Regions from separate parts of the Homo sapiens genome. Here region 2 is linked to region 1. The links are chromatin contacts, found by Hi-C in ENCODE. All regions are on one chromosome and are shown on one strand. Each heading gives the region's core, a stretch centred on a gene start or an enhancer-like site at or near the end of the contact. The rest is flanking DNA. Distances are from core to core; before and after follow the strand shown. Region 1 holds the start of LINC02930 (long intergenic non-protein coding RNA 2930). Region 2 overlaps LINC02641 (long intergenic non-protein coding RNA 2641).

Region 1 (3,049 bases), core at 335-2,834:
CTGAACATGCAGAAAGTCTTGACTGATCAGTATCTGCAGGGCAGATTTTCAATCCTTTTAATCCCTTTGAGATGGATTCCACAGGCTCTACTGGGTAGTGGATCCAAGATGGCTGTGTGATCCTGGACAAGCCTCATCTGTAAAATGGCAGCAATACCTGCCCTATCTAACTCATAGAGTGGCTGTCAGACTCAGAGAAGACAACAAGTGAATGCTTGGGGACCTGACCAGTTGTAATGGCACAAGTGGGAAAATGCTTCCCATTCTCGTTCTTTTTCTCTCTCATTCACTTATGTCCCCATATCTGTAGTCAGGCATTTGTGGTATAAATAGCTTGGTTAGGAGTAGAGTGGGTAGCCATGAGCAGGGTGTGGAAGTTAAAATGGCACCTTTGCCAATTCCAGCCAAGCCTATGGCCAACAGCCAGGCCTGGCCTCTTCCACTTGACACTGGCCTGCTGGTGAGACTCACAAGACCTCCTTGCTTTGTAAACATCATCCAAAATTCTTCCATCAGTTGACATCACCATCTAGTGGGGTCTTCTCTCATGGGAACTTCTGCTCAGAGAGCGAATTGCTATGAGTCAGTAGGAATGACTAACAGAGATTCCAGAGAGAAGACACTGCCAGTTCATGGCCTCTTAAAGAAATGAATACATCAGTTAAAAGGCTCTTGTCTGCTGTCTATGACTTTCAGAACAACTTCTCCCAGTTGTCTGACATTGAGAGTAATGGAACCCTTGGGAGAAGTATCAACGTAATTAACAAACTTAGACATAATGATCCCTGATACTTTTAACAAAACATAAAATAACCAAGAAATGTCTACCACTTTATAAGTTCACATTGGAAACACACCTGATATAAATAATGAGTCAGAACAGTGGTTTCACTATTAAAAGTCAGCAGGTTTCATTATTAAAAGTCAGCCAAGAAAACGTGAAAACTTACAGGCTGAAAGAATAATTAAAGGCGATCACTATAGATTTTAAGCATTATTAGTTCTCAAAACTTCTGACTGGCTGATGATGAAGACAAATTCATTCTAATTGTCCTTGATAATTTCATGCTTTTAAAATCTCATGGCAAGACCAACTTGGGAGCCATAGTCCTCAACAGTGGGCATGGTCAGAATGATGGCTGGTAAGAGCAGAGCCCTAATCCATGACAGAATCTGTTAGCCTGCATGGATACAAGTGGGATGATGACTAATGAAGCCACTATTTAGCATTGTATCTAGGATTTCCTTGCCATCTGTAAACCGTGACCCCTCCCTTCAGGCAGTTTTTTAACCTGAGGTGGTTACCTGTTTTTGTTTGCTGTCCTACACTCCTGGCCCCTTGATAGAATTCAACTCTTCTTTGATAACGATTCAGTCTTCCCCTGTTCAAGTGATCAATGTGGGGCTGACCCCACCTCAGCTTCAGAGATGAGCATGTGACCCTGCCTGGCCAATGAGAATACCATATCTCTCTGACCATAGTGATTGGTTAAGGGATGAACATGTGGCCCACAGCTGACCAATCAGAGCTACTGAGACTCAGTTCTATGGTTTCAATGGAAACCACTGAAAAAGAGAAACTCTCTTTTGGCTAGAGTTGCTGTGAGGATGGAATGGGGAACCTGGACAGCTCCAGCAATCTTACTGCAGAAGGTGCTTCTGGGTGGATCCCAGGCAGAGGAATCAGAGGCAAAACATGGAGGGAGTGAACTCCTGAAATCACTTGGGTTCTGAATCCAGCCAAGCCCGAAACCAGCCCTGCCCTGGGCTTTTCAGGTACTTGAGCCAATGCATTCTCTTTTCCTCTTCATCAAGGTTTGTTTAGAGTTTGCATCCCACGTGACTGAACAGAATGGACATTGCTCTTAGCAAGGGACAGTAACCATGAGTCCAAGTCCTGAAACAGAGATGGGGTCCCCTTCCTCCCTTCTCACTGGTTTCCTTCCTCCTGAGTGGGGTCTATCTGAGCCTGGCATTTCCTTCGTGACAGTTTCATTTGCTCCTGGACGGTTCCCTTGCTCACCATCAGCCCTCGGGCCAGCTCTAACACTCAGTTTGTCCAGATAATGTTAGGAACCTGTAAAGAGGAACTCTATGTTGTTCAACTTTTTCTCTCATTAGCACACTGTTTTTCTGTCCCGGGTGATGCAGGCTGAATGCAAAGCAGCAAGATGTGCTGGTTTGAATTCCGTGGCCTTCCTTCATCAGCCTGAGTGTTTGTGTACACACAGCTGGGCTGCAACGTCAGTTTCTGTCTGATGGCTCAGAGCCACAATTTTACCCTGTTATTGATGCCCATTATGTCATTTTAGAAAATGTAGGGATGTGGCTGTCCAACTTATCTGAATATCTGTATATAAATAAATAAATGTACATTTAAATCCATCCTAACTTTGACGTGATCTGAGGGAAAAATGAGGTCTTTGTGTTTTCCCATAGAAATAAGAAGAAAGTAGGTTAATAAACCATCAGTATCACAAGCAATAATGCAACACATGAAATATCATTTGCAAATTATTTTTGCAATTACAATGTTGGTTTTCCATGAAGAGTTGTAGCAGCTGCCTCCTCTCTCAAATAACATATTCACCTGTGGACAGATGGGGAATTGCTAAGATCCCAGCTTATGTTTGTGAAAAGAGAAGCACCACAGTTTAGTGAGCAAGGAGGTTACTAAGCTTGGTGTGCACTCAAAGGCCATGTCTGCACTGTGTGTGATGAAGTGGAGGCTTTGGATACCCATCAGCAAGTTTTATGTTAATAAAATATTTTTTCTTCTATCAAATGCTAAGACCAAAAAGTTTGTCATCTGAATGTAATCGCGTAATTGTCTTGACTCTCAGCTCCATTTTGTGCTCAGAAGAAAGCAGTTGTGTCACGAAATGGAAAGATGAGGTCTAGGTTCAGTAGACCAGTATTGGCATTCTGGGAAAAATAAGACCCCAAAGATAACTTTTTACCATGATTTCACAGACAAATAGGACCTGAGATTTTCTTTTTATGGAGCAAGAAAGCAATGCTTATGAGGACCAGATCTGGGTCTAGTACT
Region 2 (3,049 bases), core at 330-2,829, 2.8 Mb after region 1:
CCTAGAGAAATACCCTCAGGTTATTCAAAAACAGGTTCTGTTTAGGGAGGTCTCTTGGAGGTCCTGACAAGTTCTCTTCTTTCCAGAGATTAAAACCCCCAAAACCTGTGTCTGTACCCCCTGAACCCCACAGGGAGTGAGGAAATCTCAGACAGGAAGAGTCTGGTCCCGCTGGGGGTGAGGTGGGTGTAAGGAAGAAAATTCCTTTTATTCCCTAGAGCATATAACAAAGAAAAAAAAGAACAAGAAACAATTCACTTTCTAGTGCACACCCTGGGACGCAGCAGATCTGGGCTGCAGGTGACTTCCCTGTCACGGCACCCCACCCCCTGCATTTTCCCTGGCTACCGTCCAACCAGAACCCGGAAGAGCATGAAGGCCCACAGCCAGTCAGTGACAGTAATGGTGATGGGGAAGGGGCTGCCTCTGTAGTTCATCCCCTGGCTGGGACTTCGTAGAAGGGAAGGTGGTGGCATTGGAAGGCGGATCCACTAGGGAACAGTGGGCTCAGCTGTGGAAGACAAAATGGAAGGACTGAGCGGCCCGGGACCCAGGCCTTTGGGCCAGCGGGTCAGGGAGCCCTCTCTTAGGCTTTGTTGGGAGGAGACAACGGTTAAGTGCTGACCCCTGGAAAGGGAGGCCCCTGGGAGAATGGGAGCTCTCTGGGAAGGGGGTGTCAGAAAGTAAACCTGAGAACAGCTAGGGCTGGAGGGTATGTTTTCATCTTCTAGGAAGTTGCAGAGAACGTTGGTCAAGCTGCGAGGGTGGGTGAGTTCTTAGAGGAGTGTTTGCAGCTGTGGGAAGAGTCTGCCTTTGGGAAGCTGGCGGCGCCTGCACAATCTCTTTAGTGCAACTCAGCCTCACTCACAGGCTGGCTGAGAGGAGTGTGTGGCTCTACGCCTCTGGTTGTTCTGGAACAGTCTGAGTTGGGGGAAGAGGGTGAGAGTTACTTTTTCAGCGGAGGCAAGTGCTGTCCACACTCTCTCTAGTTTTCTATCCAGACCACGTGGAAGAGAATAAATGTGGGACCATTGGGGAGTCTCCGTGGTTCTTTTTGGGTCCCAAGCCCTGATTGCTTCTCATGCTATCGCTGTGGCCCCAGCAGTCCTCGTAAGGAGCCAAGGTTCGGGGGGAGGTGCTTGATCTGTCACGCAGGGAGGAAGGAACAGCTGAGATGCAAGCCAGGTATGAGTGCTCCCCAGGGGTCCCCCCATATCTTAGCCAGCACGTGGTGGCCAGATGTACCCAAGACAGTTGTCTGGCAGCACCACGGGACTGGATATCCACTTAAACCTGAGGAGCCTGGACTTGTCTTCCCACCTGGGTAGGGTGTGGTATTCTGCGATGTTATCCATGCTTCTTTCTCTGGCATTTCCTCCTCTCCTTCTTCCATCTTCTAGTATAGGCAGCAGAAGAGCAAAAATACAAATAATCTGCTTTTGACTTCCAGCAGCTTAGGTCTTAGCACAGGAAAATATTTGAAAGAATGCAAATCAGTCAAAGCCAGTTCTTATTGCCCTGTGGCTAGATAACTTTTGGAGGGGATTGAAAGAAGAAGTGAGAGAAGAAGAGAGAGCCTTGGTGCTTGTGGGAAGGGAAGGAGAAGCAGACCCCTCTCTGGATCTGGGGACTGAGAGCAGAGGAGACACGCACCTCCAATTCCCCTGGGGAAGGCCTGGGAACTTGTGAAATCTCAGTACTGCCCTTGACTCATTACGGTGCAAGAGCTATAGGGCAGAAAGAGCCAGGTGTGGGTGTCTCAGTGCAGGGAAGTTGAGAGTCCCCAGAGAGGTACAGAAGCAGCCAGATGGCTCCTGGGTGTCGAAGAGGGGTTGGAGACAGTAGGAGTGGTGGTGGGGTGGAGAGGGAGAGAGACCATTTGGTTAAGCTGGGAGGCAGGAGCGAGGTAGGAGTCTCCATGGATCATCAGGACTGGCTCAGGAACTGAGACCAGCAGGGAATGAGAACATGTTTGTGGCCATGCAGTGAGATGACAACAAGGACCAGACCCCGCTGCCTGACATCTTAGCCACACGTAAGCCCCAAGTACAGCCCCAGGGCTGGCTGACAGCACTGAGTTAGTTGAAAATGAGTTTTAGAGAAAGGGGGCCTCAATAGAAATTCAGTTCACTTTCATTGAGCAGAAGTTACATTTCTTGCTTTTCTGGTTTCCTAATGACTAGATTTTTCTAGCCCAATTTTTCCAGCAGAGAATTAATTCACCTTTGAAGCCACCTGCTTCTGGTCACTTAATTGTAGAGGAACAGACAGAGATCACACACACTCATACACACTGACACACACCCATTACTGTAGAGGAACAGAGTCACACACACTCATACACACTCACACACACCCCAGTTATTGTAGAGGAACAGCGATCACACACACTCATACACACTCACATACACACCCCCATTATTGTAGAGGAACAGAGATCTCTCTCTCTCACACACACGTTATTGTAGAAGAGCAGAGATCACACACACTCATATACACTCACACACACCCCCATTATTATAGAGGAACAGAGATCACACACCCTCACACACACACCCCCATTATTGCAGAGGAACAGAAATCACACACATACACTCACACATACACCGCCATTATTGCAGAGGAACAGAGATCACACACACTCAGACACACTTACATACACACCCCCATTATTGTAGAGGAACAGACAGAGATCACACTCACACACACACACCCATTATTGTAGAGGAAAAGCGATCACACACACTCATACATACAAACCCTCATTATTGCGAGGAACAGAGATCACACACACTCATACACACTCACACATACAGACACCCATTATTGTAGAGGAACAAAAATCACACACACTCATACACACACACACACATTATGGCAGAGGAACAGAGATCACACACGCTTATACACACTCACACACACGCTCCCATTGTTTCTGCAGAAAGAGTTGTGCAGACTTGCTTTCAGTATTTCAAAAACTGTGAACAATGCTATCATTTGACAATAAAAGCACAAAAAGAGAGACATTTAAAAATTATTTCCCCCTCTG

What was found. A loop is a pair of places that touch in the nucleus more often than their neighbours do. Pooled maps may share reads with other maps.
Region 2: a loop to region 1 is called in a pooled map, with 28 times the contacts of the local background. The contact joins the enhancer-like site here to the promoter of LINC02930 in region 1. A Hi-C loop is called at or near these places in 6 of 37 single-sample maps with no recorded cell type and 4 of 50 pooled maps.

The regions. Positions count from the first base shown.
Region 1 is chr10:120,606,998-120,610,046 of GRCh38, forward strand. LINC02930 (long intergenic non-protein coding RNA 2930) reads left to right here and starts at 1,585. Exons shown (of 5, transcript XR_002957103.2): 1 at 1,585-1,776.
Region 2 is chr10:123,390,697-123,393,745 of GRCh38, forward strand. All of the region lies in intron 6 of LINC02641 (long intergenic non-protein coding RNA 2641), which reads left to right. Among named protein-coding and RNA genes, the nearest start is that of LINC02641, 44 kb to the left of the region's middle. RefSeq lists enhancers at 1,269-1,648, 1,799-2,058, 2,159-2,268. Within about 2 kb of position 1,580, at least 2 of the 41 ENCODE cell types and tissues checked have a DNase peak (open chromatin) inside an H3K27ac peak, as active enhancers do.